Linked DNA regions of Homo sapiens: all the other regions are linked to region 1. Evidence: chromatin loops called from intact Hi-C (ENCODE). Cell type or tissue: dorsolateral prefrontal cortex. All regions are shown on one strand. Region 1 has its middle 18 kb from the start of POLL. Region 2 has its middle 9.4 kb from the start of LINC02681. Region 3 has its middle 15 kb from the start of LBX1. Region 4 has its middle 14 kb from the start of LINC01514.

The links. Hi-C counts contacts between places; a loop is a spot of excess contacts. Peaks named below come from ENCODE experiments on the same cell type or tissue, not always from the same donor. Only the 100,000 strongest peaks of a DNase experiment are listed, where the experiment ranks them.
Region 2: it touches region 1 in a loop (4-fold over the local background); 47 of 110 quality-filtered maps call a loop at or near these places.
Region 3: a loop joins it to region 1, with 10 times the contacts of the local background. A loop is called at or near these places in 102 of 110 quality-filtered maps.
Region 4: it touches region 1 in a loop (5-fold over the local background); 40 of 110 quality-filtered maps call a loop at or near these places.

Annotation. Positions count from the first base shown.
Region 1 is chr10:101,568,076-101,573,075 of GRCh38, reverse strand. No RefSeq gene overlaps it. Among named protein-coding and RNA genes, the nearest start is that of POLL, 18 kb to the left of the region's middle. RefSeq lists a silencer at 2,642-2,941. In dorsolateral prefrontal cortex, CTCF peaks have their summits at 2,497 and 2,697 (motif pointing right); DNase peaks (open chromatin) are centred at 2,283 and 2,685; H3K4me3 peaks cover 1,887 bases; H3K27ac peaks cover 287 bases; H3K27me3 peaks cover 2,045 bases.
Region 2 is chr10:101,270,422-101,275,421 of GRCh38, reverse strand. No RefSeq gene overlaps it. Among named protein-coding and RNA genes, the nearest start is that of LINC02681, 9.4 kb to the right of the region's middle. In dorsolateral prefrontal cortex, a CTCF peak has its summit at 3,003 (motif pointing left); a DNase peak (open chromatin) is centred at 3,021; H3K27me3 peaks cover 824 bases.
Region 3 is chr10:101,211,784-101,216,783 of GRCh38, reverse strand. No RefSeq gene overlaps it. Among named protein-coding and RNA genes, the nearest start is that of LBX1, 15 kb to the left of the region's middle. RefSeq lists enhancers at 1-96, 1,947-1,996, 2,007-2,076 and a silencer at 1,797-1,846. In dorsolateral prefrontal cortex, CTCF peaks have their summits at 1,694, 1,897 (motif pointing left), 2,763 and 2,973 (motif pointing left); DNase peaks (open chromatin) are centred at 917, 1,893 and 2,973; H3K4me3 peaks cover 1,843 bases; H3K27me3 peaks cover 5,000 bases.
Region 4 is chr10:101,159,757-101,164,756 of GRCh38, reverse strand. No RefSeq gene overlaps it. Among named protein-coding and RNA genes, the nearest start is that of LINC01514, 14 kb to the left of the region's middle. In dorsolateral prefrontal cortex, CTCF peaks have their summits at 2,623 and 2,830 (motif pointing left); a DNase peak (open chromatin) is centred at 2,826; H3K4me3 peaks cover 392 bases; H3K27me3 peaks cover 4,329 bases.

The sequences.
Region 1 (5,000 bases):
AGGGCAGTCAGAGAGATTTGAAGCAGGAGAAAGGCCAGAGAGCATCCTTGAAAAGCAGCCCTGGCTGACAGCCAGCAGGGAAACAGTCCTACAGCCACAAGGAACTGAATTCCACCAGCAACAAGAATGTGTGTGGATGCAGCCTTTCCCAGAGCCACCAGCGAAGAGCCCAGGCTGGCAACACCTGGATTTCAGCCTTGTGGGACCCTAAGCAGAGAACTGGGCTGAGCCTGCTCAGACTGCTGACCTACAGCACTGTGAGATCATAAGTTGGTGTTGGTTTAAGGGGCAGAGTTTGTGATAATCTGTTATGCAGCAGTAGGAAACAGACTCATAGGGCCTAGGGGAAGGGTGTCTTAGGAAGCTCCTAGGAGGTGGGCAGGGGATGAAGTTGGGAGAGGGCTGGGTGCTCTGTCCTAATGCCATCCTTCCCCTATATTCCCACATGGTAGTAACTGACTGGACCCAAAGTCCTCACCACTCCCTACTGCTGTAACTGGGACCGAACCCTGTAAGCATTTACATTTGTGACTCTTGCCCAGGTGGAGTCTGGGCCCCTGCGTGGTAAGCAGTGAGCTTCCCTCTCACAGGAGTGGGTCCTTGACAAGAGGAGTTTCTGTGGCATTGGCTCAGGTAGAGCCTTCTAGGTTGTGGGCACTCCAGGCAGGCTAATCTGATGCCCTTTCAAACCAGAGTTCCCTTCCTCCTCCCAAACCAGAGTTTTTCAAATGTATATATTCATGGTGCCTGGATTGGTGCCAGTAAAAGATGTTTTTTGTTTGTTTGTTTTGAGATGGCGTTTCGCTCTTGTTGCCCAGGCTGGAGTGTGCAATGGCGCGATCTCAGCTGACTACAACCTCCATCTCCCGGGTTCAAGCGATTCTCCTGCCTCAGCCTCCTGTGTAGCTGGGATTACAGGTGCATGCCACCATGCCCAGCTAATTTTTGTATTTTTAGTAGAGACAGGGTTTCACCATGTTGGTCAGGCTGGTCTCGAACTCCTGACCTCATGATCTGCCCGCCTCGGCCTCCCAAAGTGCTGGGATTACAGGCGTGAGCCACCGCACCCGGCCAAAGATGTTTTTGATTCCTACTAGATAGAAGGCAACAGCTTCTATGGAGGTTGGAGAAGACCAAGGCACATTTTTCAGGTTATGAAAGGAGCCTCCAGTGAGGAGTTAGCTGTACCCTATTTCTGGTTTGTTTCAGCAGAGTTTCACCGTCATTTATTGACTCCTGAGCCTGGCCAGTCCACCCTTAACCCATTCTGCACATGGATTATATCATGTAGGCTTCCCAACAGCCCTCTGATAGTTGTATTATCCCCATTTTGCAGATGATGAAAGTGAGGCCCAGAGAGGTTCATTTACTAGTTCTAAGTCACACACCATATGAAGAACAGAGCTGGGTTTCAGCTCAGATCTGTGTGACCTGGGAAGCCCAGCTGGTTTTCCTGGCTCCTCTCTGGGACTGGTTCGATCCATCCCAAATGTAACTGGGCTTTCTGTCCTAACCTCTTTCCCTCCTTCCCCCTTATCTGAAGCAAGGAGCCTGAGCTTTTCAGTCTGTGGAGGGTTCCTGTGCTGATGTTGAAGGACACAGTCCCCGGCCCTGAAGCCTGGGGTTTGGAATCAGCAGTCGCCCGCTTGCCCTGAGGTGGGGTCTCCTGACCTCTCCACCTCCATTTGGGAATTAGTGGTGTCGAGGGCTCCAATGCCTGAGCACTCCTAAGCTACAGCCCTGCTGGAGGCAGGGGTCCGGGCTCTGTAGCTCACAGACATCCCTACGTGTCTGCCCTGTCCCCCATGGCCCCAGCGGGCCTGCACACACCTGACCCTTTCCCCTCAGCCCTTGGCCTCATGTCCCTGCACACACCCGGTCCGGCCCCACAGCCCACACATGCCTCACTTGTCCCCATGCCAACTCCACCTCAGGGCCTGATGGGGGCCTCGCCTGGCCTGAGACGTCGCCTCCCCACAGCTCCAGGCGTCCGCTGAGGAATCCTCCCTCATCATCCTGACCTTGGACCCAGCATTCTGTGGAGCACTTTGGGGCCAGTTTGAGCATAGCCTCTGGTCGAGCTACCCTCCCTACCTGTCAGCCAGACAGCACCTTGTAAGGGGATCATCCCCCGGCCTGTTCCCCTTCCTCCCGAGCTGCCTAACGGGGAGGGAGCCGAGGGCCCTCGGGCGTGGCCCCAGAGGAGAACCCAGAGGCCATGCTCTTCCCCTTCCTGCTGGCAACAGTCCTGAGCGCCAGCTTCCCACCTCAGAGACTCTGAGAACCAGGGTCCACCCACCTGAGGGCCTCCTTGGCTCTCCCTTACCTTGTGCCCACGGGAGCCTCAGGACCACCAAGCGGAGGGGCGGTCTGCAAGGAGATGTCCCCTCTCTACCTCCCTGCGAAGAATAAATTCGGGCTGCAGATGCCCCTCGGGCTCCGCAGGGAGGAGCCTCACTCGCCACTCTAGCTTCAGGCTCTGCCTTCCTGATCCTAACACCCTCCACCCTCTGGGAACAAACGGGCCTCTGGGATCCGAAATGGGAGCGGCCGCACTGAAACGGGGATGGCGGGATGGGGAGTGCTCCGTGGGGCGTCCTTGGGGACGGGTGCGGGGCCTGCCGGGCTGCGGGGCCTGGCTGGGGGCGGGGCGGGTATTGGGGGCCACGGGCGCGCTTCCTGGAAGCCGCCAGCAGAGGGCGCGCGAGGACCGGCGAAGAGGTCCGGCCGCGCGGAAGGCCTGGGTGGGGTGTGGTTGAGGGTGCGGTGGGTGCGGGGCAAGAAACCCGCGGCCGGGCTTCTCTCCGATCTCGGGCGTGAGAGTGGAGTGGGGTGGAGTGGGGTGGGGCGGAAGGGTCCCCACTGCGCTGCTGCAGCGCGAGCCCCCGCTCCTCTCTGCAGGAGGCGGCCCGAAGGGGCCTGGCGTGCCCTTCGAAGGGGGTAGAGCCTCCCCGTCACCCCGCCGGGAGCTGAGACAGCGGAGCTGGGACTGGTGACTTTGGTGCTGAATCCGGTGGGACCCCATTCCCCACACTCAACCCTGGTCAGGGCTCTGTGCCTCAGTTTCCCCGTGGGTGTGTTCTGTCCTTGATCCTGGATGTTCTAAACTGGGAGATCAGGTGGGGTGAGAACACCGAGTGGGCGGGAACCAGCACCTCCCCAGGTCCCCACCCCATCCCTCTTTCCCCGCCCACCTTGAAGGCAGAGCCTGAGAGAAGAAAGAGATGGGGAGAGGAGAAAGGCGTGAGAGACGGAGGGAGGGGCTGCCTGGAGCACCGTGGGGAAGTTGAGAAGGTTCGCGGAGGAGGGCCGGGATGCGTGGACACGAAAGCGGGCCCAGCTCCCCCGGGGAAGCTCTTCCGAGACTTGCTGAGGCCGTCTGCGCCTCCTCCCGGGCTGAGCTGGGGGCTGAGCTCTGGACTGCATCCCAGGGACCATCGCTCCGCCTGTAGCCCACCTCCAGCCGCCGTGATTTATGGCTGGGCCAGGCCCGTCGACCTTGGACGGATAACTAATGACAGGTCAATAACGCTACAGAAGAAGTGAACTGGTGAGGGGAGGAGGGACGAGGCCCATTAGCCGGCCCATCCCCTGCCTGCCGGCATCTCCCCTCTCATCCTGGTGCCTTTCACTGCAGTCCCCTTGCTGGGGGCTTCCCAAGGACCTCCTGACAGGTCTGAGAGGTGATGGTTAACACCGCTGCAATGGGGGTGGGGGTTGGGGTAGAGGCGTGACCAGAACACATTGGAGAGACCCAAAATGGGTCACAGGAAGGTGAAGGAGACAGGTGGGGGTGGTGGGGGTTCCTGGGAACACACGCCTTTTCCATTCTCATATTGGGAAGCCAGCATTGATTGAGGGGGGAGGGAGCAGTCCTTGCCGTTGGAAGGCAGGGTACCCTGGCAGAGGAACCCTGGTGCCCCCCACCCCCCTCCACCGGGCTCCCTCCCCAGGCCCCTCTCTCTGGTGTCCTCTGCCTCCTCCCACCCCAAGCTACCTGAGGTCAGAGTGTTTACTGTAGTCTTTGGGGGCCACCTCATTTCTGTGCCTGCTTGTATGTGGGTTGTACAAGGCACTGGCTGGGGTCTCAGTTCCTGTATCATCTGGTTTCTACTGGGAGTGGACCACTCCTCCTCTCAGGAGTGCCAGCCTCCCTCCCCTTGTTTGAGATCACCTGGGTCATCCCCTGGGCCCCTCATCCACTTTCAACACCGCAGGGAACCCAGAGTTGGGGGTAGGGAAGCAGCCTTCTCAAAGCCTGCCTCGATTTACTCTATCTCGGTGTCAGCAGCCAGGTGTCCGTGTGAATGCCTTTCTGCCTGCCATCCCCATTTTGCAGATGAAGAAGTTTGAGCTGAGAGAAGCCAGGGAGGAGCTGAGACTGGAATTCAGTCATAGCCTCTATTCTGTCCCACCTTCCCCCGGGTCCTGGCCTTCTCCCGCTCTCTGCTCCTCCTTAACTCCTGCCCAACTCTGCCTGCAAAGGAGACACCCAATGAGAGGGCCACTGAGGCAAGGGCATTCCGCCCCCAGGTTAGACACAGGGTAACAGAAAAGTCTTGGAGGAAGTGTGGGGCAGTGACAGTGGGATAGGGGAAGATATTCGGTCGTGCAGGTACCCTTCGTGGTGGGGACAATGGATGCCCCGTGAGTATGTATGTGGATTCATATGTGCACATGTATTCATGAATACAGTTATTCATTCAACAAACAGGTACTGAGTGGCTACCATGTGTCAGGCCCTGAGAATGTAGGGGCAACACTGGGAGCTTGCGAGTGCTGTATTCTAGCAAGGGGCGCGCGCACAGGATAGGTATGTCTGAGGGCTCTGGTGGGGCGCGGACTCACTGCAGAATAGAAGTGGACTTGGGCGCTGGCAGATGCGAGGCAGCAATTCTCACTTTGTGGACGGAGACATGGAATCTTCCCCTGTCTCCTCAACCCCCATTCCACTTCCAGCCTCTCACATACCCCCCGTCCCAAATCAAACTCACCAGCTC
Region 2 (5,000 bases), 300 kb after region 1:
CTCCAGGGCTCAAGCGACCCTCCCACCTCAGCCTCCTGAGTAACAGACTACAGGCGCACACCACCATGCCCGGCTAATTTATGTATTATTATTATTGAGATGGAGTTTCACTCTTGTTGCTCCGGCAGGAGTGCAATGGTGCAATCTTGGCTCGCTGTAACCTCCGCCTCTGCGATTCAAGTGATTCCCCTGCCTCAGCCTCCCAAGTAGCTGGGATTACAGGCACCCACCACCATGCCCAGCTAATTTTGTAATTTTTAGTAGAGTTGGAGTTTCACCATGTTGGTCAGGCTAGTCTCGAACTCCTGACCTTAAGTGATCCACCTGCCTCGGCCTCCCAAAGTGTTGGGATTACAGGTGTGAGCCACCATGCCTGGCCTATAATTATTATTATTATTATTATTATTATTATTTTGTAGAGACAGGGTTTTACCATGTTGCCCAGGCTGGTCTTGAACTCCTGGACTCCGGCAATCTGCCTGTCTCAGCCTCCCAAAGTAGATCCAATATCTTTAATAAAACATCATCATTCATTGAGTGCTTCCAAGGTGCCAAAGTTTTTATATGTTACTACTGATCACCACAACCCTGCAAAGTAAATATTATTACTCCAATTATTGCACTACTCTGAGAAGTAACTTGCCCAAGGTCCTACTGCAGAGCTGAGATTTGAACTCAACACTGAGATGACTTATTTCCACTAAACTTCAGGGCCATTTTCCACATATGAGATGCACGAAATATATGGACCTCATATATAAGGGTCCATATATGAGACCCCTAAAAGAAGAGAGGCTGTGCAGCCACGCCCTCAGGCCCGAACTCCCTGCCCCAGGCAGGACTGAGCTGTATTGGGCATTCCCTCTCCCCATCCCTTTTCTTCTCTCAGGTTATTGCAGAGAACGGCCAGTTCCTGCACTTGTCCCCAGACCTCCTCTCTGAAAGTGGGCACCGGACACCGGTCCCTGCCCCCAGCCCAATCAAAATTCCCTCTTCTGTTCCCTCTCCACTGCTGGTGACACCTCTTCTCTCCCATGCCTGCCACCACCATCTATCAGCAGCACTTTAAGCTCTGCCACAGCCTCTCGAAGTTGCTAAATCCCCTATTTGGTTTAGTTCCACTCCAACTCCCCCTGCACAGAGGGAACCGATGGGACGCAGGGAAATTATACACATAATAAAGAGCCTGTTTGCTCCAATAATTCTGATAATGATACACACCTCACTCCTTCCCATGCACACACAGCTGTACACACATGCACATATCACACCCTATACCTCCCAATCCTCATGTCCACCAAAATACCTTCCAACCTGCTGACATGCAGCTCACATCCCAGAGGCGCCCCCCAGACCAGTGTCTATACTCATTCACTAAGGTACACACCCTGTTCTTGGGAAATTCTCTGGGTCACTTTGCCTGTTCCCAGCTCCCATAGTACATGGCATTCCCCCTTCACGGCATTTCCCAGCTATGTCCTCAGGGCCTGTCTTCTCTGGAGCTCATTAGATTGTGAGCAGTGATAGTGTCTATGTGGTTCACTGTTTAACCAAGTGCAGTGCTTGGGACATGGTGGCGCCTCCATAACCTGGTTGAGTGAATGATGGAATGAATGAATGCACACTTTACTACATTCATCCCCTTACAGACACACATCGCATCTTGGGGTATCCCCCATCCCCACCCACCCACACATCACCCCTCTGAATTGCATCTTACATAGATACACACACATCGTGGGTAATCACACACATTCCTGGAGATCCAGGACTATTGTGAACAGCTTCCTAGGATTCTCCTGGGTGTGTGTGTGTGGTTGGGGAGTGGCAGGGTAAGAGGGAACATGTGTTTAGGAGGGATGCCAGTATGAGTATGTGTGCGTGGCAAGGGAAGAGGCATGTGAATGAGGGCTGTGTGAGCATGTGTTCAAGAGGATGCGCGTGTGAATCAGTGAGTGCAGGTGTTCAAGTCAGCACAGGTCTATGTGGGTACCTGCATGCATGTGCGCCTGCGCACACGAGCCTCGGAGTCCACAAGCTTACCTTATTCCCCGCCTGCTTACAAATGTTGAAAAGCACGATGGGTGGCCAGGCGTGGTGGCTCACGCCTGTAATCCCAGCACTTTGGGAGGCCGAGGCAGGCGGATCACGAGGTCAGGAGATCGAGACCATCCTGGCTAACACGGTGAAACCCCGTCTCTACTAAAAATACAAAAAATTAGCCGGGCGTGGTGGCGGGCGCCTGTAGTCCCAGCTACTCGGGACGCTGAGGCAGGAGAATGGCGTGAACCCGGAAGGCGGAGCTTGCAGTGAGCCGAGATCTCGCCACTGCACTCCAACCTGGGCGACAGAGTGAGACTCTGTCTCAAAAAAAAAAAAAGAAAAAAAAAGAAAAGCACGATGGGGTTCCTGTTCAGGTTTCCTCTTCTCTTCTCCCTCCAGCCCCTAAAGTCTGGCTCCTTCTAGAGAGAAGTTTTCTTCTCAGTCTCCCTATTTTTCTAAAGCCCAGGGATGCTTAGAAAGAAAAGGGGGATGATGTAGGGGTCAAGTGAGGGGTCCTCACTTTCAGGTCAGCTTCGTTCCACCATCCTGGTCAGTGTTCTCCCACCGGCCTCCACCAACCTCTACTACCACTGTCTCGCCCGTTATACCCAGGAGAAGGTGAAAACAAAGCATGGTGTCTGCCCCCTGCAGACTTGGGGGTTGGACTTGCGGAGCCTCCAGGCTTGCCAATCACCCAGGTGGCTGTCCCTTCTCCGTCCCCACTTACAAACCCTGTCACTGCAGCTCTGTGCTCTTCCTGGTCCCCTTCCTGCTCCTAACCTGGTGTCTTTGCTCGGTCCATCCCCTTCCAGCTTGCCCTCAACCACTGTCCCTGGCTCCTTTTCCTCCAAGCATGCCAGGAGTTCCCCAAGGCCTCGTCCTTGGACATCTTTTCTCCAGGGGACCTCAGAGACCATTTGAGTCATTCAGACGTAGCCATTTTGCCAAGGTGGAGCCCTCTCCTGGGCAAACTTAGTTACTGCCGCAGCTTTGTGCCTCTGGGAGTGACTCCAGCCCTGCCTTCTCTTCCAGGCTCCAGCCTCTGCCCGCACTGCTTGCAGTACCCTACTCATGTGTCCTCTTCATGTGCCCCTCCCCGGTCATATGGGTCCCTTCTGGCCCCTGCCCAGCTTATACTCTGTCCGATCCTCACAGTCACCCTGTCCCCTTTGCTTTTCTTTGCTGCCACTGCAGGCCCACCTCAGCCTCCTGCACACTCTCTTCAGATCAGCCTCCCAATCTCCAGCGTCTGGAGTGTTCTGGGGCTGCCTGAGAGAGAGACATGAATACATGTCACCCTGCCTTCCTCACATGTACCAGAAGGTTTGATTTTTTTTTTTTTTTTTGACTGAGTCTTGCTCTGTCACCAAGCTGGAGTGCAGTGGCACGCTCGGCTCACTGCAACCTCCACCTCCCGGGTTGCAGCGATTCTCCTGCCTCAGCCTCCCGAGTAGCTGGGATTACAGGCATGCACCAGCATGCCCAGCTAATTTTTGTATTTTTAGTAGAGACAGGGTTTCACCATGTTGGCCAGGATGGTTTTGATCTCTTAACCTCGTGATCCGCCCGCCTTGGCCTCTCAAAGTGCTGGAATTACAGGCGTGAGCCACCATGCCCGGCCCTGATTATTATTATTATTATTTTAAACAATAATCTGGGCCAGGCACAGTGGCTCACACCTGTAATCCCAACACTTTTTGGGAGGCTGAGGCAGGAGGATTATTGAGCCCAGGAATTTGAGACTAGCCTGAGCAACATAGTGAGACCCTGTCTCTACAAAAAGTAAAAAATTAGCCAGGCATGGTGGCACATGCCTGTAGTCCCAGCTACTCAGGAGGCTGAGATAGGAGGATCACTCGAGCCCAGGAGTAGAGGTTACAGTAAGCTGTGATCTGGTCACTGCACTCCAGCCTGGGCAACAGAGCAAGATGCTGTCTCGAAATGTAAATAAACACTGAACTGACCATGTCACAGCCCTTTCAATGGCACCTCTCTTCTAGGATAAACTCCCAAACCTTCCTAGAGCCTGCGGGGCTCCAGCCTCTCTTCACACCATGTTCCCTGATACCCAGCCACAATGACCTTTTCCCTGATCCCCTCCTGCCCTCCTGGGGCTCCTGATTCCCCCAGCTTTCCTCTGCAGGCCACAGGGCTTTGGGGCATGCCGCTTTCCCTGTCTGAAATGCTTTTCCCTCTTCTCTTCACCCATGTAATGCCTCTTATCCTTTCAATATCAGCTCAGCTGTGGCTTCCTCAGAACAGCCTTGCCCTGACTCCTAAGGCAGGTAAGCCTCCCCACTGCTATATGCACTCCTGGCATCAGGAGCACCTCTTTAGTTGGACTTATCGACACTTGGAATTTTATGTTTGCGTGGTTACTTCATTTAATGCCTGACTCACACACTAGAGGATTGTAGGATGAGGAGTATGTTTTTGTGCATCACTGAATTCACAGGGCAGTGCCTGGTACACGGGAAGCCTTTGATAAATATTTGAGAGATAAATGAACTAGTCAGCAGTCTCAGGCTGGACAAGGAGGAAATTTTCACCAAAAACCAAGTGGTACCTGCTCAAGATCTGAGTCCCTTCATCATGTCACTTACCTGCTCAAGAACTTTCCGTGACTCCCTATACCCTCACAACTAAGTCTAAAGTCCTCAGATTTTTTAGATTTTCCAAATTATTTTCTTTTCTTTTATTTTTTAGAAATGGGGTCTCACTATGTTACCGAGGCTGGTCTCAAGCTCCTACGCTCAAGTGATCCTCCCGCCTTGGCCTTACAGGTGTTAGCCACCATGCCCGGTGATTTCCTTTATTTTCTATCACTATCCTTTGCTTCCACCAGGCAAACTTATTAGCCCTTAAGCATACCTTGGTTAGTTTGACCTTCATGTTATTTTCTTTGCCTGGAAGAACTCTGATTTCGTCTTTATCTTCACTTAAATCCTACTCGTTCT
Region 3 (5,000 bases), 360 kb after region 1:
AAAGGCGCGCGCTTGGATGCGGGGCTGGTGTGGAAGTCCGGGACTTCTGGGTCCCTTGGTCTGAGTAAGCGTTTGTGCCTGCCCGTTTCTCAGACTCTAGGTCGTTGCTCGGCTAATCCATCCTGCACTCCTTTTGATAATCATATAATTACATCTGAGCGCTGTGAGTTTACATTTTTTTCCACTCTCAGTTTAAGGAAATAGCCACCAAACGGAAGCCCAATTACACCGAAGCCTCGTCATTCACTTTATTAAGGACCCTGGATATGTTTCCATTTTCGCAGGAAATGAGGTCTGATCAAGCAGCACTAATACCTTGGGCCTCGGGGAGGGGGCGGGGACTCTCAGGGGCTGGCTAGATTCCGCGCGAGGCCGCGCCGCCCGCAGAGCCGAAACTGCCAAGCGGATGGCCCCACCTTGGGGCGGCAGATACCCAACTCTTCACGTCTCCCAATTCCTCCCAGGACCTCGGATTCGTTCTGTCGGGGCCACCCACTGGGCAGACCCACACCTTCCCACATCTCAGCGTGCTAGGCTCGGGGCTACCACACGCTGGCGCGGGTGGGGGGCGGATGGGAGGGCCAGGAGAGTTGAGGGGACTTTGCATTCCCAAAGAGAGACCCAGAGTCCTTTCAAGCTCCACCTACCCCCTTCCCAGGTGTTTGGCAACCTCCGAGGATGCTGCTAAGACCTCCGGAGCCGGGCAAGCAGGCCTGGAACGTCTGGGAGGCATCTTCCGGGGTCCCATGCCCCGCCTCCTTCAGTCTCTGATTCCAGTTTTCCATCGCCCCTTCAATGGGAACGTATCCTTTCCCCGCTGCCACCCTGTGCTTTTGAAGGAGAAGACGGTGGGTCCAGGTCTCACCAAGGAGCTCGGGTCCACCAGGCCTGACCCCGGCGCCGGCGGCTTTTGCCCCTCCTCGGATCTCGAGTTCCCAGACGGCGGCCAGGCAGGATCCATGCCTGCGCGGTGGCAGTGCAGCCACTTGGTCTCTCCAGGTTTTCCTTTCCCTCCACACAGGCCCCCGACTGAATTCAGGGGGTGAGGAGTGGCAGGGATGGTGCCTTTAGGCCAAGCCTCGGGAGAGGGGGATGAGCTGGAGGCAGGACCCCACAAATTTGAGGCATCAGAGTCTCTAATTTGCAAGCGCCGTGGAAGCCAGTCGAGGCCCTATGGATCGGTCCAAGAAAGGCCCCAGGCAGAGAATGGCCCGCGGCGCGGAGGTGTCCGCGAGAAACTAATTCCGATCTGGATAACGGGTCTGAATTAGACACGTTTACAGCCCCATTCCCCTTTCCTCCTGGGCGCTGGGGGGCAGTTCCTCGAAACTTGGGGGCAGATTCCCCAGGAGCAGCTGCTGTGGGTGTCCGAAGGAAGAGCGAGGAAGGGAGCCCCGGGACGCGGGAGTCTACACCCTCTGCCCTCCCAGTCGCAAGCTCAGAGCAGCTGCTCATACACAGACCCGCGTATCCTGGGAGAAAAACAGATGAGCGTGCCCTTGTATGTTTGACTCCTGGGCCAAATGTGGCCTCTAAGACCCCGAATTCTTCTCCTAGCAGCCTCAGAACGGAATCCATAAATTCAGAGAGGCAGGTGTGCCGACGACAGTCTCCCACCCCTCCAGGTCCTGGGGAAGGCCGGGGGATGCCTCCTCTCTCCCTCGCAGCGCCTGCCACGCTTTTGCCCCCCTCTTCACCTCGCCCCTTTTAAGCCTCCGGAGAACGATGGCTGCCCAATGGCCCCATGTACCCAGGCCATCCCGCTGTTTCAGGGAGGATCCTAGGGTCCAGGCTCTTTCTTCCTGCAGCCCTCTCGGGTCTCCAAGCCCGCCCCCTCTTGAGCACAGGTGTTCGAAAGGCCCCGCTTCTCTGTGACGCGGGCTTCGAGCGCCACCTAGCGGTACTTGACGCTCAGCAGCAGTGCCCGCCCTTAAGCCACCCCTTTCCCCACCCATCCGGAGCCCGGATAGCCATCCTGACGCGGTCCCACTCCCAAACTACAAGCTCCTGAGTGAACACGCTTCACCCCCACTTTATTATTATTATTATTATTACTATTATTGAGACTGTATCGCCCAGACTGGAGTGCAATGGCGCTATTTCGGCTCACTGCAGTCTCCACCTCCCAGGCTCAAGCGATCCTCCCATCTCAGCCTCCTGAGTAGCTGGTACTACTCAGACGCGCACCACTACGCTTGGCTATTTTTTTTTAACTTTTAGTATAGACGAGGTCTCACTATATAGCTCAGGCTGGTCTTGAACTCCTGGGCTCAAGCGATCCTCCCACCTCGGCCTCCCAAAATGCTGGGATTACGGGCGTGAGCCACCGTGCCCGGACTTCTTTTTAAAAATAGAGACAGGGGTCTCTGTCTGTCACTCTGACTCAGGCTGGAGTCCAGTGACATGATCATAACTCACGGCCTCCCAAAGCTGCCGCATTACAGGTGTGAGCTACCGCGCCCGACCTCTCACCCTCACTTCTTGGAACGGAGCCTTTAGTAGAGGGCCGCAAGGAATTGCAGGGGTGTGGCTAGGGGACTCTCACTTGGACCCGGCAGATGTGCGGGACACTGTTTCAGGGTTTGGGTTTGGCGTGGGGTTGAGGAAGGGACCACCCCATGTCTCTGCTGGCGGGGAGCAAAAAAAAAAAGGGGGGGTTCTCTGGCCGTGTGCGGTGGCTCACGCCTGTAATCCCAGGAGGCAGAGGTTGCAGTGAGCCGAGATCGCGCCACACTGCATTCCAGCCTGGCGGCAGAGTGACACTCCGTCTCAAAAAAAAAAGGGGGGGGGGTCTACTTATGAGCCCCTCTCATCCCTATTCCTACCCGAGCCCGGCCCCCAGCTCAATCCCCGGTACACTGCGGGCAAAGATCAGAACACTGCGGAAAAAAATCAGAACTTTCTCGGCTCGCAAAGTTCCGGTCCTCGCACCCTCCGCGGCATGGGAAAGGTTAGGTAGGAGCGCCCTCTGCCGTCTGTTATTTGGCACTGCGGCGGGCTGCGGGGCTGGAGGCAGCGAAATTCCTCTAACTGGCTCGCGGTCATCTCAGCTACCCTCCTGCCTATAGGGAGGAAGTCCCTTTCCCAAAGGCGCACAAGGGTTCCTCCGATCTTCATGGGATTGCACAGGGAAGGGAGACTCAGTGTTGCTGAGTTCCACCCGCACTGTGAGTTCTGTGCTAATCTTACCTCTTTCCCTCCTGCTGTGGGGTCAGCTTCCTCCCAGCTGATAGGATACCTGGGAGGTTAGAAATTTCTTCCCCTGCACCACAGTATATACATCATATTTCACAGCATAAATATATACAATGTTTACTTGTCACTTAAAAGTAACAATGCAGAAATTGCCGGTCGCGGTGGCTTATGCTTGTAATCCCAGCACTTTGGGAGGCCGAGGAGGGTGGATCACCTGAGGTCAGGAGTTCGAGACCAGCCTGGCCAAAATGGTGAAACCCTGTCTCTACTAAAAATACAAAAATTAGCCGGACGTGGTGGTGGGCGCCTGTAATTCCAGCTCCTCGGGAGGCTGAGGCAGGAGAATCACTTGAATCAGGAAGGCAGAGGTTGCAGTGAGCTGAGATCATGCCATTGCACTCCAGCCTGCGTGACAAGAGCAAAACTCCGTCTCAAAAAAATAAATACATAGGCCAGGCACAGTGGCTCATGCTTGTAATCCCAGCACTTTGAGAGGCTGAGACCGGCAGATCACCTGAGGTCAGGAGTTCGAGACCAGCCTGGCTAACAAGGAGAAATTGCCTCTACTAAAAATACGAAAATTAGCTGGGTGTGGTGGCGCATGCCTGTAGTCCCAGCTCCTCTGGAGGCTGAGGCAGGAAGATCACTCAAATCTGGGAGGCAAAGGTTGCAGTGAGCCGAGATCACGCCACTGCACTCCAGCCTGGGTGACGGCGTAAGATGCTGTCTCTAAATAAATAAATAAATAAATAAATGTAACAATGCATAAATAAAAATAAATTTCTTTCTCTACAGTGTGATCATCAGGCCTGACGGACGGGCCACGTTCCCCAGCTAGCACACTGCAGATGGAAAGGTCAGGGGAAGAGTGAGTGCCAACCCAGGCTCAGTCCATGGGTCTTGCGCGAATTGTTCAGAGTAGATAAAAAGTGGTAAGAGGTGGCGACAGCCCTGCCTGGCACTTCTAGAAGGGCCAGAGATCCCTGAGCTTCTGGTGACATCCTGGCAGAAAACCTAATAGGTAGTGAGTGCAGCAGGAAGTTCTATGCCCCATGAGGGCCCTCACATGCCTGACATACACATGTACTGACTCTGTGGTGCACCAAACACTCCCTTACACAGGCTCAGGCTGCCACCATGTCTTGACACTGAACTCCTGACCCTGCAGAGCCACACTCACCCAAGACCCACTCCTGAGACCTGCTCCCACCCAACTGCAGGACCTTCTCCAGCCCTGAACGTTTAGGAGAAGCAAGGATCAGAGTGGGAAGAACCCCTGGGCAGGTGTGGGAGGAGGCAGTCTGTTAAGGTCGCTTTAGGTCTTTGTCCTCGATTTTGAGACTGTCCTTAGAGAAAGGGGAGTACTGTGTCTTACTGTGTGACAGGAGGGGTACTGGGCTTCAAAAGTCCCTTGCGACCTGAGATCTGGTGACAGCCTTTCATTCGAGGCAATGCTCTGTGATTGTTTATAAGTCTCCCAGAACTCTGTCCCCAATCCCCTCTTGCCCACCTGCCATGTCCAGAGAGCGGGAATCCCCCCTAGACACAGATTAGCCACAAGTATTGGGAATTTCCACTTACTGTAAGTAGCAGGAAAATGAGAATCCTGAGCCCCAAGCCTTAGGTGGGGAAAGAGGTGAAGGAGATCCTCTGTCCCCCTTCCATCTGTTTCCATCCTTTTTCTCTTGGGGTCTTAAGTAGTTTTCCCTGGCAGAGTGTCCTCCCAGAATGGACATCTTGGGGTCCCTGGAGTCACTGCACTAGAGCCAGGATACCTCGTGTCCCTCTTCCCTTCCCCCAGGATG
Region 4 (5,000 bases), 410 kb after region 1:
AGATATGTTAATAAACTTGATTGTGGTGATTATTTTACAATGTATATGAGAAATAGAAATGAAATCCTGCAGACCTCCTCTTGGCCAACCCCCTGTTGGCCAAGGGGACCCCAGAGAAAGCTTAAAAACTGAGTTCCTTTTCATGAGAGGCGGGGAGGTCAGATACACTTTGTTACACCCCTTCCCTCACTAATCAGCATTAGGTTTTCTTCCTTAAGGGTTAAACAGAAACCAGCCTGTTTGGAAGACTCCGCCAGCTGATATCAACTAACTGCCTGACGCTGCCCCTCACTTTCTGTGGTCTGACACAATAACCAACCAATATCCCTTCCTGATCAGAGACCACTGACCACAGAGTGGTTCTGGCCAGTCTGCGGAGGAAACAGTGAGGGTTTTCATGTCCTCTGCTTCATCTTTTGACATCAGAGAGCTGAAACTCCACCCTGGGATCATGCCGGTTTTTTTGAACATGGGATCCATGAAGCTCAATTGCACATGCACATGTTTCTCTTTTCGTAAATATTCATGACTCCTCCCAGAGCTTATTGAATATGTATATTTGGCCACCCTACTCAGCATAAATTCTTGTCTTATTCTTCCCATCCTTGACCCTTGAAGTGCCTGTTTCTGGCTTCTGGCCAGAGGCTACACTTCCCAGCCTGTCAGAACGGCTGGCAGGCTGCAATGCTCTATGAGAAATAAAGCACTCCTTTCCAAATGTCTGAACCTCTTCATTCTTCAGTTGACATATACATATATCAAAACTTCAAGTTGTACACCTTAAACATATACAATTTTTATTTGTCAATTATTCCTCAGTAAAGCTGGGAGAAAAAAGGTTCACATGGTAAGCTTATGTGGTGTCTAATTTTCCACAATAAAAAAAATAAAATCATCCCACAATGTCAAAGGAAAGGAGGAAGTCATAAAAGAATATATGTAGTATAATTCCTCTTGTAGGAATTTTGAAAACATACAAACACACTATATTCAAAAAGAATGCTTCCGCAAAGAGTAAAACTATAAAGAAAAACAAGGAAAACTTCACCATAAGTGAAGATCATAATTGTATGTAGGGAGAAAGGAGGGGCTGATGGGGAAGGGATATACAGAGAGATCCTGGGGTGCAGATAATGTTTTCCTTCCCTCCCTCCCTCCCTCCCTCCCTTCCTTCCTTCCTCCCTCCCTCCCTTCCTTCCTCCCTCCCTTCCTTCCTTCCTCTCTCCCTCCCTCCCTTCCTTCCTCCCTCCCTTCCTCCCTCCCTTCCTTCCTTCCTCTCGCTCTCTTTCTAAACAGGGTCTCACTCTGTCACCCAGGCTGCAGTGCAGTAGCATTATCATAGCTCACTACAACTTTGATGTTCTGTTTCTTGATCTGTCTGATAATGAAAATATTCATTTTTTAAAAATTTTAATTTATTTTTTATTTTTGAGAAGGGATCTTACCATGTTGCCCATGCTGGACTTGATCTTCTGGGCTCAAGTGACCGTCCCGCCTCAGCCTCCCTAGTAGCCGAGACTACAGGTGTGTGCCACCATGCACTGCTTGCAACTCAGTGAAGTAATTTTTACTGAGGGGCAAACTGCAGTTCATATAGGGCACCTTTGGGATGGCCTCAGTCCCCTTCTAAAGGTGGATAAATCATCAGTTGGTTGTAACGTGTTCCTGATGGAACCCATGCCAAGAAGATGAAGGCCCTGGTCACTCTTGGCCCAGGAGGCTGCCCTCTATCTGCCATGTACGGAGCTGGGCACACGGGAGGTCTTGATCCTGCTTCCTTGAGGGGGCAGATGGTGACCCAGTAAATGACTGGAGAAGCCCTCCAATGTCTGTGCTTCCCCACTGGAAATCCCTCCCCTGTCCCTTTTCTGACCTTGTCAGTTCTCAACCTCAGCCAGACTCCTCTAGGGAGAGAGTTAGAAAGGGAGTGCCTGACTTCCTGCCAGCCCTGCCTGAACCCAGGTTTATCTCTTTGGCTTGAAGCCATCTGTCAGGAAACAGATCCCTCTCCTTTTCGGAGTTACCTGTATGTCAGCCTCAGTATGCACTTAAAGATCTTCCATGGGTGAGGGGAGGAAAGGAATAAGGTCGTTTGTGAGTATTTTTTTTTTTCCTGGGACACTGGTCCTTTCAACCATCCCATCAAGTAAGATGGTAGATCTTTTAATCTTTATATTTCATGGATGACAGCCATGGAGGTTATGTGGCTTACACAAGGTCAACAACAGAGTGAGGACGGGACAAAAGGTCTGTCTCACTCCAAAGCACGTGGCCATCAGATCCTTTCTGGAAGCCACTGGGGCAGAGATCATGGGGTTCAAAATGACAAGAGCACATTCCTAACTCAGGAAAGACATTTGAGGGAGAATGCCCCTTTATCCCATCTTGGAAAGGACTAGGGGCTTGGCTGGGGGTTAGCAAGTGCAGAGAAATGAAGCCTTTCTGGCCTGGAGGGTCCAGACGTGTCAGTAGCCAGTGCTCCAACCCCATTGGTGCTGCTCTAGGGGATGGGCCCTGTGGATGCCCAGAAGGAATGGGAAGAACCAGGAAGGATTAAAAGGACATGATCGGTGGCTACTTGGGTAATTGGCTCTATTCCCGAGAATTTAGAGGAAAGAATCCTCGGCTTTACGAGAAAACACTAGGACAAGGCTATCAGAGCCACTTAGGCTCTGGAACACACTACGCTTAGCAGGGGCTGCAAATGTCCGGGAGACGCTTCCTAACAACTTTGTAAGATGCAAGTAACCGATCTTTAGTGGAAACAACTGGTACCTTGCGGCACACGGCACAGGCGCTGAAACACACAATTACAGGGCACGAGCTCCCCCTTGTGGCCATTCAGGGTGATAGCAGCCCTGAACTCAGGCATCTGGGGGAATTCCTTCCTCTGAACACTGGGAACCGATGGAGCACACACAATGTGTTGGGCCCTGGCTAAGCCATTTACATCCCACCTTCACAACAGCTCCTTTTCACCGGCGCTTGCCTTCCACTCTCCACTGTCAGGTGCTAGCTGAAGCTAGCTTACTTCCTCCCAGACGTCCCGCTGACCCCAGCCCCTGGGTCAAGTGCTTTGCACTTCTACAAAGGTTGGCTGTCTCTCCAGCACGTGTTGCACTTTAGTCTGATGAGTTTATTTAATTGTCTTCACCTATGGACCCTCGTTTCTTCAGGCAGCTTGGCTCTCCTTTACATACCTAGCAGAGAGAAGGGGCTGAATGAATGTTTGTCAAATGAATAAATGATGAATGAGAGAGCATTCCTGCATGCAGAGCTTGGTTACAGGGGCACCTAAATGAATAGCCCAGAGCATGCATTGCCCAAGGCTACACTCACTTTAGAGAGAATGTCTGCAAAGATCACTAACCTCACAATCACAAGCAGTTTCCCTTGGAAAATACCAAATGACTACAGGTTATATTCCTTCATATTTCTGCCCTTCCCTTACTGGTAAGATATAGAGAGAGTGGAAACATGGGGGAATTCTGTGCCCTGTGTGGTGAATTTTATGACATAACTGTCTGGAGTCCCTGCAGGTCTTGGGTGTGGTCACTGAAGTCAGGAAAGAGGGTCCATTGGATAACATCACCCAGCAAGTGAACCCTGAGAGGGTGTGTGAACCTGCTGGCTGACTTGGGGCCAACGTCAGTGGGGTCAGGGGTCACACTGTCTGTCTCTCAGTGTGTTACCTTCTGTGAGGTTTTAATGAGTGACCTTGGCCTCTCCCAGCCAGAGGTTTCTCCCCATTCATCATCTGGTGGAGATGGCAGCAGTACCAACAAAACTCCAGCTCCCCAAGTGCTACAGAAGCAACTTCTGCATCCTCTCAGGGCGCTGGGAAGACGTCCAGCAGTCATCGTTACAGAGGAAGATGGATGTGGCAGGGCTGGGATGGCAGTCCAAGTCTGCAGTTCCAAATGTGTGCTCTTAAGCTTTTTTGAATAAATAATATATTCATGCAATTCAAAATTCAAGCCATTCAAAACAGTAATGAGTAAGCCTTCCTTCCACCCCCTCTCTTAGGCACCCTATTTTCCTCCCAGAAAATGCCGTCATTTTCTTGGGTGTCCCTGCAGAGATATTCTATACAAACAGACATACATATTCTCCCCCCACCAACATACCAACACACCCTGTTCTGCATCTCATTCTTTTTTTTTTTTTTTTTTTTTTTTCGAGACAGAGCCTCACTCTGTTGCCCAGGCAGGAGTGCAGAGGCACAATCACAGCTCACTTCAGCCTCGACAACTCCCGGGCTCAGGTGATCCTCCCACCTCAACCTCCTGAGTAGCTGGGATTACAGGTGTGCACCACCATGCCCATTTAGTTTTTGTATTTTTTGTAGAGACAGTGGTTTACCAAGTTGCCCAGGCTGGTCTTGAACTCCTGGGCTCAAGCTATCCTCCTGCCTCAGCCTCCCAAAGTGTTGGAAGCATCAACACAGGCATGAGCCACATTGCCAGCACATCAACAGTATCTCAGAGTTTGTTCACATCAGTGTGGACTCATCCTTTTCATGGCTGCACACGATCACACTGATGGATTTATCTTCATGAATTTTCCCAGTCCTCTACTCATAGACATTTAAATTGTTTCCAATCTTGGCAAATATCTTTATAAATATTAAGTTGTTTCTAATCTTTACAACGAATGCTCCAAATGAATATGTTTTTACACAGGTCCTTTGACACACATGCATGTATATCTGGACCAAAGCCTCGTATGTGCTAAACCTTGTTGGTTTGCTCATTTTTTTGCCCATTCGTAGATGCAGGCTCTGAGGACACAGAGATGAATAGCACAGCCCCTCCCTGCAGGAGTGTGCACTTGGCAGAGATGGAGAGTGGGCCCAGGGAAGGGCTCTGACCTTGGGTGCTGGGACTCACATAGACCACGCTGTTCTTCATACTGCCCTGTGCCCTCCCCGTCTCTTGCTCTGTGCAGCCATCTTCTGTCCTGTCAGCGTCCTCTTGGGTAGCTTCTGGAAGGCCCGTTCA